Regions from separate parts of the Mus musculus genome. Here region 1 is linked to region 2. A link is a loop called in an ENCODE intact Hi-C map of the cell type or tissue named here. Cell type or tissue: heart. All regions are shown on one strand. Each heading gives the region's core, and the rest is flanking DNA. Links, peaks and the distances in the headings are about the cores only. Region 1 holds the start of Def6 (differentially expressed in FDCP 6). Region 2 has its middle 3.4 kb from the start of Tulp1.

Region 1 (5,363 bases), core at 288-5,287, 160 kb after region 2:
GTCTCAAACAACAACAACAACAACAACCACCACCTAACTAACTAAACAAAAATTTTAAAATCATAACAAAACAAACGAAACCAAAAAAGCAAATAAGAGACTTCATAGAAGAAATCTTGTAGCCGGGCGTGGTGGCACACGCCTTTAATCCTAGCACTCGGGAGGCAGAGGCAGGTGGATTTCTGAGTTCGAGGCCAGCCTGGTCTACAGAATGAGTTCCAGGACAGCCAGGGCCACACAGAGAAACCCTGTCTGGAAAAACCAAAAAAAAAAAAAAAAAAAAAAAAAAAAATCTTGTTTCTCCCGCACCCAGCCCTGCCCCCCCCCCAAAAAACCTCCCTCCCTCTCTGTCCTCTACATTCGTTTTTCTTCTTCTTCTTCTTCTTCTTCTTCTTCTTCTTCTTCTTCTTCTCCTTCTTTCTCCTTCTCCTCCTTCTTTCTCCTCCTCCTCCTCCTTCTTCTTCTCCTTCTTCTTTTTTCTTTTCTTTTCTTTTTTTTTTTTTTTTTTTTTTTTGAGACAATCCCTGGAGTGTCGTGCTTCAACCTCAAGTCCTGGGATCACAGGTGTGCCACCACATCCAGGTGTGTCCCACCTGGGCTTTTCTCAGCCCAGCCCCTCCCCCTCCCCCTCTGGCCCCCCCCAGGATGCACCAGGCCAACCAAAGCAGCCCTCCATAAGCATTCGGAGGGGAGAAGAGGCAACTCAGACTCAGTGTGATCTGGGGTTGGGGGGGTTATACAGTTTCCTGCCTGTCCCCATCAGAGGCCACCAAGGCTGTGAACCATATTCTTAAAACCAGCTAAGCCCGAGCCCTCACCCCCTACATCCACAGGAGACTGGGTGTACCCTGCTAGCCTATCTCTGTCCTCTGCTTCTTCCTCCACCTTCTGACCACTTCTCCATTCCTCCTCTCTGACTCTCCCCACCTCCAGCAATGTCATTACTTCCCTCCCGGCCCAGCATCCACCACATTGGCCCAGGTTGGGGGGGGGGGACCCTTCCCTCACATGCAAGGGTCCTGACATTTCTGCCTCTCATTCACATGGCCCCAAAACTCTCAGTGTTAGTTTGAGAGTGGACAGGTTTCCTGTGAGGCAGATGTGAGTGACATTTACTGTTTCTGGCCAGAGATGTCACTACAAGAGGGCTCGATTCGAGCAGGGAGGAGCACAGTTTAAGGGTATATGCGCTCAGAGGTTCTTCCCCAGAAATTCCCAACCTGTGGGCATTGGGGAGTGGGAGTGGGGCAGGAAGGGGCTGGTCAGAAGCTAACGGGGGGGGGGGCTCTAATTGGGAGGCCTTTCTAACTGATGACACCAAGGGCTGCACACTATGCACACAAGGCACACAGAGAGCCTGGAGAGGGGTCAGAAGTCACAGAGATGGAACATAGTATCTTGGGAGCAAGAAGCCATGTGGTGGAGTACTAAAGAGACAGGGTTTGGGGGAAGGTGTGTGTGTGGGGGGGGGGGGCACAGTTTCTACAGGATTGGTGTCTGGATGACCTGTTTTTCTTTCTGGGCAGAACTCAACTCGGTGACGAGAGCTGGGCAGACATGGGAAGGGCTAACCTTGCCTCTCTAGGGAACCAGAGGTGGTACTGGACTCTCTTTCCTGGGGCAGTAGAACCTTAGTCATTAGATGCTCAGAAAGCCAGCTCAGCTGGGTAGATGGAGCTGGCTAGAGCTTCTAAGTTCATAGGACCCAGCTTCAGCAATGTCGGAGTTGAGACAGAGGTGGGCCATGCCTGTTCTGTGCCATCTGCCTCCCAGGGTTCCTATCATGGTTGTGAACAGTGGAAATTGTAAATACCCAGATCTTGAGGGGCGAGTGGGAGGCAGACACAGCCTCCTGTGGTGCTCCAGGTAAAGTATTTACAGAGAGTGACTGGATCCCTAGCAGGGTTGAGGCTACTCTGACACTTGGCCCAACACTCCCTGGCTCCAGCAGCCTAGACTTCTGCTGGTTTCTCCTACATTCTCCCCTGGGAAGAAGACACCTACCCAGGAAGGAGAGAGCTCCTTCCGCTCCTTGGAACTGTCCAGGCCTAATGGTTTTAAGATGATGGGGGTGAGTAGAGTGTGTGTGTGTGTGTGTGTGTGTGTGTGTGTGGTCACGGAAGAGGTTTTCTCAGACCCGGCTTCCCCGACACCCTCAGCCCGAGGTCTTATAAGATAAATCTCCCAACCTGTTCTGTTCCTGCGCTGATAGGTGGCCCACATTACCGCTTGCTTCAAGTCGCCAGCTTGCTTTGCAAATGGAGGAGGCTCTCAGAGCCAAGGGCAAGCACTAACTGTTTTTCTTCAAAGCCATGAGGAAGCCACAGGGAGGAGCAGGGTACGTGCCCAAGCATGACGCTGGGGAACCCACAAGGAGCCCGGGAAGGGGCCTGGCTACTCAATCTCGGAACCTCGTGATGCCACCTCTACTGTCTGTCCAGTCAGGGTACTTGGTTCTAGACAGTGGCTTCTGGTGGCATGAGCCCTCTGGGGAGCATCCACTGAGCTACGCTGCCTTTGTGGCCCCGTCAGCGCTCCACCCGGGGCCAGGGCTGCTGGATGGCAAGGTGTCTGCCAGTAGCAAAGGCTTCCGTGGCTGACTCTCTGGGGTGGGAGCTGGCACGTTGAGTCAGCCTCCCCTGAGCCCCAAGGATGCCACTCACCTTGAGTTGGGACTTGGAGACCTTGCCGCTCTTCTCCACGTCCAGTGCAGTGAAGGCGTACCAGATAGACTTGAGCAGCTCCTTGCGCAGGGCCATGGCTGAGGCGCCCGCCCCGGCCCAGGGGCGGCTCTGACACCAAGATCCGGTTTCAGGAAATGCAAACGGCTGCAGACCGCAGAGAGGCCCTGGTGCAGAGCGGAGCGAGAGCTCCACCTGCCTGTTCCCTCTTGCTTCCAGGGCCTAGCCAGCTGCTCTCGCCACGCTCTGCTTCCAGGGCTGACCCTCCCAGAGCTGGAGCCCTCCTTTGGGCCCTGGCTCCCTCAGCACAGATAGTCACTTTAGAAGCCTGCTTGCCTCAGGATCTTCCCAGGCTCCCAGTGGTAGCTCTAGAGAGAGGAAGCAGGCCCTTCCAGACTTGGAGGGACACAGGATCAGGAGTCAAGCTTACCAAGTGGAAGCGATTGGATGAGTTAGCCCCAACAGTCTACTCTTAGTACGTTCCTACCTCACAGAGCTGTGTGGGTGCCTGAGACTGGACAGAAAGAAAACTGTAGGCCCTGTAGGCCCGGGACAGGATATTTCTTTAGAGCCACCCAGCAGAAGCTCAGTGCAGAGTTCTACCCAAGCAAAAGCAACCCAGCGGAGGAAGGACAGAGCCAGCTGCTTCTCCGCTTCTCCACGACAGGGTGCCTTGGCAGTTTGGTTTGCTGTTTCCCCCTCCCCGGGCCTTGGCTCTAAAAGAAACTTCAGAATACTGCCCACTTTGTACTTGATGGCTTTCAAGACACCAGAGCCTGTATTTAGGCACACAGGGTGACCTTGACAGTGGGGCTCACGTCAGAAATCCAGTCAGGGGCAGGGCAGGCCATGGGCAGAGCCCTCTTCAGCAGCCTCCACTTCTTCAGATGCAATGCCCACACAGATCATGGTGGCCATTAAATTTCAATGAAGTCAGTGGAAGCTAATTCTGGAGTTGTGCTCCACCCATCCACCTACTCACTCACAGGGGCATATACCCAGCCCCTCCACTTGCTCCTCACTTGGAGTTCTAAAACCTTGGGATGAGTTTGAGACCACCTAGGCTATGAAGAACAGTTCTGTCTCAAAAACAAACTATAAAAAAGCCCAGAAGGGGGGAGGGAGGAAGGGAGGGGAGAGAGAGAGAGGAAGAGAGAGAGAGAGAGGAAGAAGGAGGAGGAGGAGGAAGAGGAGGAAGAAGAAGAGGAGGAGAGGGGGAAGAGGAAGAGAGGAGGAGGAAGAGGAGGAGGAAGAAGAGGAGGAGGAGAGGAAGAGGAGGAGGAGGAGAGAAAAGATCCCAGCTGAGCAACAGCAAATGAGGGCTTCCTTAGGTGTCCCAGGAGAGGATAATCTTATGCACTTGGTCCCTGATTTCCTGGCTCTGTCAGCAGGAAGGGGCTGGGGGCTCATGAGAGCATCATACAGAGAGATGACGAGGAGGGAGGGAGAGGCTCCCACAGTTCCCACAGTGTTCCTACACAGCTGTGGGTAGCATTATAGCTGCTCTTCATGAGGTGCCAGAACCTGTCCAGCTGTGGCTGCTCTGGCCTTCTGACGTTCTTTTTGGGGGTTCTTTAGCGGGGTCCCCCTGTGTCTTTGGGGTCTCACGGCATGAACTTAGACATCCTGCCCCCTAACTGGGTTACAGAGCCGGGATGTTAGCACTGGGAAGAAGTCACTGGAACCCTGGTGAGGTTGTATGTAGTGATGGTGGCAGGGAAGGAAGGGTCCAGGCTCTGTTCAATGATGGCAAGGCAGAAGACCCAGAATTCTGGCAGCCCGGGCATTACCCCAGATTCAGCCACAGCCCAGGAAGAAGCACAGCCACTCGGGTCCTGTTTGGCGTAGGTGTGGGCAAAAGCCTACCAGCGGGTCCCAGAGCTCACCTCTCTTAGGGCCTCTTCCTGCCTGGACCCATGGAGAGCCACCTGCTGCATGGGTGGGCGCTGAGGCCACGCAGGGCTAGGAAAGCAGGCTGGAGCTTGGCCAGCCCTGCCACCAGGGACCAGCACTGAAATGATGGAGGAGCCCAGGTGGAAACTTGCAACTTTTATTAAATACTCATCCGCCCGTTTGCCACCACCACCCAGAGCAGGAAAAAAAATTATCAAAATAGGATTAAAAACCCAAACCACAAAACAAATGAAACCCAGTCCCCAGCAGTCTGGGTACAGGCCACTCGCTTGCCTCTCTGCCACAGACAAGCGAAGAGGCACCTTCACTCCAGCCACAGGCCCCTGAGGAATTAATTCTGACTGTGGTGGTGGGAAGTCCCTGGTGCCAAGTGGCTAGGCATCTTGGCCACCGTAGCCCCAGGAGACGGTTATTGCTGGGAGGCGCTGGGCTGAAAGCTGTCGGCCTTTCCCCTGGTGGTACTAGCAGCCAGGGTGGAGGCCAGTCCTCGTCCACCTAGTCACCACCTCCCTGAGGAAGGGAGTGGACAGAGCAGGAATAATATCCTGCCAAGGGAGGGACGCAGGTGTCTGGCAGCCTGGTGACCAAGCTCAGTGTCGACTGCCTGCTGCCTGGCCCTCATCTTGGGTGTAGCCCACAGACCTTTCCACTAGAGGCCATTTTCCTGTTGCCTCATCACCCCTGAGGCCTATGCGGCCATCTTCTTGGGGTCAGCTGTGGCTGGGGGCCCCGGAGGCAGGGCTGCCTGTGAGCATGGAGCCTTCTCCA
Region 2 (5,363 bases), core at 122-5,121:
TTTGCAGAGAGCCTTTCTGTGTGTGTGTGTGTGCAGAGAGAGAGAGAAAGAGAGAGAGAGAGAGAAAGAGAGCCTCTGTGTGTGTGTGTGTGTGTGTGTGTGTGTATGTGTGTATGTATGTATGTATGTATGTATGTGTGTGCGCACGCATGCACATTTCTCCATCTGCCATGTGTAAGGTTTCTCTGTGGCTACTTGTTATGCTTTAGATCTCTTCCACCTTCTAATTCTTTAACGGGGCTGGGCGGCTGAGGCAGAGGCAGAGGCAGAGGCAGAGGCAGAGGCAGAGGCAGAGGCAGAGGCAGAGGCAGAGGCAGAGGCAGAGGCAGAGGCAGAGGCAGAGGCAGAGGCAGAGGCAGAGGCAGAGGCAGAGGCAGAGGCAGAGGCAGAGGCAGAGGCAGAGGCAGAGGCAGAGGCAGAGGCAGAGGCAGAGGCAGAGGCAGAGGCAGAGGCAGAGGCAGAGGCAGAGGCAGAGGCAGAGGCAGAGGCAGAGGCAGAGGCAGAGGCAGAGGCAGAGGCAGAGGCAGAGGCAGAGGCAGAGGCAGAGGCAGAGAGAGGCAGATCTATGTGAGTTTGAGGCCAGCCTGGTCTACAGGGCTAGTTCCAAGACAGTTAAGGCTACACAGAGAGGCCCAGTCTCAAAATAATCTTTAACTGGTAGAGAAAAACGAATCCAACTGAGACACCTAATCTGTGTCATTTGGGGGTTCATCTTGGATTTCCTCTGAAGACTGTATCATTTATAACCCAGCCCAGCCTGGTTCACACTTAGCAATGACCCACAGGGATCTTTAACCAAGATGTTTCATGATATTTTTTGTTGGGAGGACTGGGGTTTGGGGCGGGGGGGGGGGGAGGCCTAAAACAGAGTCTCAGTGTATAACCTTGGCTGTCCTGGAGCTCACTCTATAGACCAGGCTGGCCTCAAACTCAGAGCTCTTCCTGCCTCTGCCTCCTGAGTATTTCGATTAAAGGTGTGTGCCACAGGTTAAAACTGTTTTCAAGTAAAAAGTAGAAACAAACAAAATCTTGTAAATTGGGAGCTGGAGAGATGGCTCAACGGTCAAGAGCACTGATTGCTCTTCTAGAAGTCTTGAGGTCAAATCCCAACAACCATGTGTGGCTCACAACCATCTGTAATGGGATCCAATGTACTCTTCTGGTGTGTTGAAGACAGCCACAGTGTACTCATATAAGTAAAATGAATAAATCTTTTTTTAAAAAAACCAATCTCGTAAATTACCTGGTCCAGTTCAGATCACAGACCCACATTCTACACTGAACAAGGCCTGAAGTAGGTCAAAGGCAGGTGTAGAAGGAGTCCCTGTTGGGCTGGTGAGTCCAAACGTCTGGAGTCCAAATCCCAGCAACCACATGGTGGCTCACAACCATCCGTAATGAGATCTGACGCCCTCTTCTGGAGTGTCTGAAGACAGCTACAGTGTACTTACATATAATAAATAAATAAATAAATAAATAAATAAATAAATAAATAAAGGACTCCCTGTCTTCGCCTGGTGCCATATGAAAATACAAACTCCGGAGTCAAGGTCCCACGTAGCCCAGGCTGGCCTCAAACTCTATGTAGCCAAGGATCTCTCTAACCACCACCACCCCTGAAATCCTTCTGCTAAGTCCTGGAATTACAGGAACACAAGGGAGACCTTAAAGAGCCCATTTTGCCAGAGATCCACTTTTGGAAACCCTGAAAATTGTGGACTTGGTTCTCTGTGGCCAGACCAGAGGAAGAGAAAGCCAGGGGCCTCAGCCTTCGCTCTGCTTCTAAGTCCCGATTAGTCCTGAGGTGCCTTGAGTGGAAGATGGCCCCCAGAGGCTCAGCTCTTTGCACACTTGGTCCCTGGTAGGTGGAGCTGTTTTGGGGGGAAGGGAGGCACAGCCTGCCTGAAAGGAGGGTGTGGGGGGGGGGGCTTCAGAGATGCACTAGGCAAGAGCCCTATCAACTTTCTGGAGGCTCCTGAGAAGTGGTGACTGAGTCACTCCCTCACTGCCCGGGGCTGGGCTAGCACTGGGCGCAGGTCTCTCTATTTGCTCTGTGGCCTCTCAGTGACTCCCGCAGCTGGCTAAGGAGGAAAGACCTAAGTCCTGTGAGCAGCACCCTCCACCCACACCCCCACCCCCACCCCCCGCTACTGGCAAGTGCTGCAAGGATGCCTTTGTAGGGAGCACTGCTGCGTGTGTTCTAGGTTCTCAGGGTTTTTGGTTGTTGTTTTGGTTTTTTGTTTTGTTTTGTTTTTGAGACAGGGTTTCTCTGTATAGCTCTGGATGTCCTGGAACTCACTTTGTAGACCAGGCTGGCCTCGAACTCAGAAATCTGCCTGCTTCTGCCTCCCAAGTGCTGGAATTAAAGGCGTGCGCCACCACGCCTGGCTCTCAGGGGTTTTTGTTTGTTTGCACCAGTCAGTGAAGTGCTCCCTGATGCTGCTCCTGGAGGTTTAAAAGCCCACCAGAAGAAAGTAACTAACCCTTCCAATGAGCGAACGAATTTCATAGATGGAGGGAGAAGCTGCAGCAAAGAGGACATGTGTAATTGGCCACCAGGCTGTGGGATGTGTGTTGCAGTTTGTCCTGCCTGAAGCTTTCTCCGGGGTCGCTCCCGGGTCCCTCGCCTCTTCGCCGCTAGGGGGAGCCAGGGAGCCTGAGGTTAAGTGCCATTCCGGGTCTGCCATCCACACCCTCCCCGTTTCCTGATCCGTGACAGAAGGTTATGGGATCTGCTGGACAGAGGGTACCGGGAGCATAGCAGGCACTTCACAAAGTATCAGTCAGTTGCTAGAATTCTCCCGTGGTAGGTACACTTAGCCACAGAGTGGGAAGGGCATGTGTCTACTGGTGTTTAAAGCCAGGGACTAGGCTTAACAAGAAAATACCAAGGGGCTCAGAGCACTCGCTTCCCTTGCGGAAGACTGGGTTTGGATCTCAGCATCCCTTTGGCAGCTCACAACCATCTCTAACCTCCAGTTCCAGGGCTCGGACGGCCTCTTCTACCCCTGAGGGTAAAACATCCACGCAGTAAAAAATGAATAAATATTGTTTTCTAAAATGATATTGTAAAAAGTTTTTTTAAAATGCCTTTAATCCCAGCACTTGGGAGGCAGAGGCAGGTGAATTTCTGAGTTCAAGGCCAGCCTGGTCTACAAAGTGAGTTCCAGGACAGCCAGGGCTACACAGAGAAACCCTGTCTCGAAAAACAAAAAAACAAACAAAATGAGTGGGCAGTGGTGGCACACGCCTTTAATCCCAGCACTTGGGAGGCAGAGGCAGGAGGATTTCTGAGTTCAAGGCCAGCCTGGTCTACAAAGTGAGTTCCAGGACAGCCAGGGCTATACAGAGAAACCCTGTCTCAAAAAACCAAAAAAGAAAAAAAAAAAAAAAAAAAAAAACCAGGCCCATCGTAGGTGTCATCTGGAGTTACTGAGAGAGCAAGCTATGTAGCTTTGGGCAAGTGACTTAAGTCATGAGTCATGGGTGAACTTGGGGACCAGGCAATGTCTGTCTTCTGAAAGTTGATTTTTAGAAAGCAGCTAAATTTATGTGGAATTGAGTCTGGTGACTAAGGCCAGGCAGGGATCTGGTTAAGAAATGTCCCATTGAGTTCAAAACAAGGTGTAATTATAGAGACCAAGCCTGTCTGTCCTGCAGTCCAGGAGGTCAGCAGATCAAAGCTCCTGACGCCTGCCTATCTATGTCCCAGACCTGACTCTCGGCCTGCGCTGGACGCTCAAAATCCTAAAGTCACCTCTGACCCACCTGAGTCCCCTTCCCACGCCCCAAGCCATTAGCCCTCCGAGGTCTGCTTTTCTCAGAGTCCCCTTGGGACGGCCCCTGCCGGGAACTGGGGAACTAGGGAATTAAAATGTCGATGTCAAGGGGAGGGAATTTGAGCACATTCTACTCAAGATGACTCAAAAAAATTATACATTTTTAGTTTTAAAGTTACATTTGTTGCCTGTGGAGGGGGTGTGTGTGAGTGCCCTGGGACACACACACTCCTGGAGGTCAGAGGTCAGCTTGTAGGAGTTGGTTTTGGCTTCCCAGCATGTGAGTTCTGGAGATCTAACGTAGGTGTTCAAGCTCTGCAGCAAGCTCCTCTTACCTACTGAGCCATCATCTTACCAGTCCTTGGATTTGGTTTTGGTTTTTAAGATTTTTATTTTTTAAAGATTTATTTATTTATTAAAAGGGTTATTTTATTTATATGAGTACACTGTAGCTGTCTTCAGACACCAAAAAAAAAAAAAAAAATAGGGCATCAGAATCCATTACAGATGGTTGTGAGCCACCATGTGGTTGCTGGGAATTGAACTCAGGACCACTGGAAGAGCAGTCAGTGCTCTTAACCACTGAGCCATCTCTCCAGCCCAGGATTTACTTTTATTAAGATTTCTTGAGGGCTGGTGAGATGGCTCAGTGGGTAAGAGCACCCGACTGCTCTTCCGAAGGTCCAGAGTTCAAATCCCAGCAACCACATGGTGGCTCACAACCATCTGTAACAAGATCTGATGCCCTCTTTTGGAGTGTCTGAAGACAACTACAGTGTACTTACATATAATAAATAAATAAATCTTTAAAAAAAAAAAAGATTTCTTGAGGGACTGGAGAGATGACTCAGTGATTAAAACTGACTGCTCTTCCAGAGGTCCTGAGTTCAATTCCCAGCAACCACATGGTGGCTCACAACCATCTGTAATGAGATCTGATGTGTGTCTGAAGACAGCTACAGTGTACTTACATATGATAAATAAATAAATCTTAAAAAAAGAAAGAAAGAGAAAGAAAGAAAGAAAGAAAGAAAGAAAGAAAGAAAGAAAGAAAGAGAGAAAGAAAGAAAGAAATCAAACCCTGGTCAAGATGTGTGTTGTGTGCAGTGGGCCCTGAAGAAGGGCACCCAAGGAGAGTACCGAGTGTCTGCTGTATGCGGCTTCTCCTCTGTCACCTCATTTCCTGTGGTTCCACAGGGCTATTACACCTATCTTATATGTAGGGTGATGGGGCGGCAGCTCTTCAGTGACACACTCAGGGCTGCCTCCAAGTAACCCACACCTCCCAGCACACCAGGCTGTGGGTGACCCTTGTGTCTTGCTGACTCCCTTCCTGATCTGGAAGCTTTGGGGACCCCTTAACCCAACCGCTTGCGATACATCTCTCAAGTCAAGCCAGCAAGGCAAGCCTGTTATCCCACACTAAGGAGGTGGAGGCAGGCATATCCCTGGGAATTAACTGAAGGCTAGCCTGGTTGTCTATATAGCAAGCTCTAGATGAGCCAGGGCTGCATAGTGAAACCTTGTCTTTAAAAATAAAAGGAGCCAGGCAGTGGTGGCGTGCACGCCTTTAATCCCAGCACT

What was found. Hi-C counts contacts between places; a loop is a spot of excess contacts. Peaks named below come from ENCODE experiments on the same cell type or tissue, not always from the same donor. Only the 100,000 strongest peaks of a DNase experiment are listed, where the experiment ranks them.
Region 1: it touches region 2 in a loop (8-fold over the local background); 9 of 42 quality-filtered maps call a loop at or near these places.

What each region holds. Positions count from the first base shown.
Region 1 is chr17:28,205,239-28,210,601 of GRCm38, reverse strand. Zfp523 (zinc finger protein 523) reads right to left here. Exons shown (of 14, transcript NM_001357995.1): 14 at 4,716-5,363. Def6 (differentially expressed in FDCP 6) reads right to left here and starts at 2,824. Exons shown (of 11, transcript NM_027185.3): 1 at 2,664-2,824. The coding sequence starts at 2,759. In heart, for the core only: a CTCF peak has its summit at 2,876; a DNase peak (open chromatin) is centred at 2,821; H3K4me3 peaks cover 1,179 bases; H3K27ac peaks cover 1,755 bases.
Region 2 is chr17:28,365,937-28,371,299 of GRCm38, reverse strand. No RefSeq gene overlaps it. Among named protein-coding and RNA genes, the nearest start is that of Tulp1, 3.4 kb to the right of the region's middle. In heart, for the core only: a CTCF peak has its summit at 2,641 (motif pointing right); a DNase peak (open chromatin) is centred at 2,649; H3K4me3 peaks cover 296 bases; H3K27ac peaks cover 257 bases; H3K27me3 peaks cover 265 bases.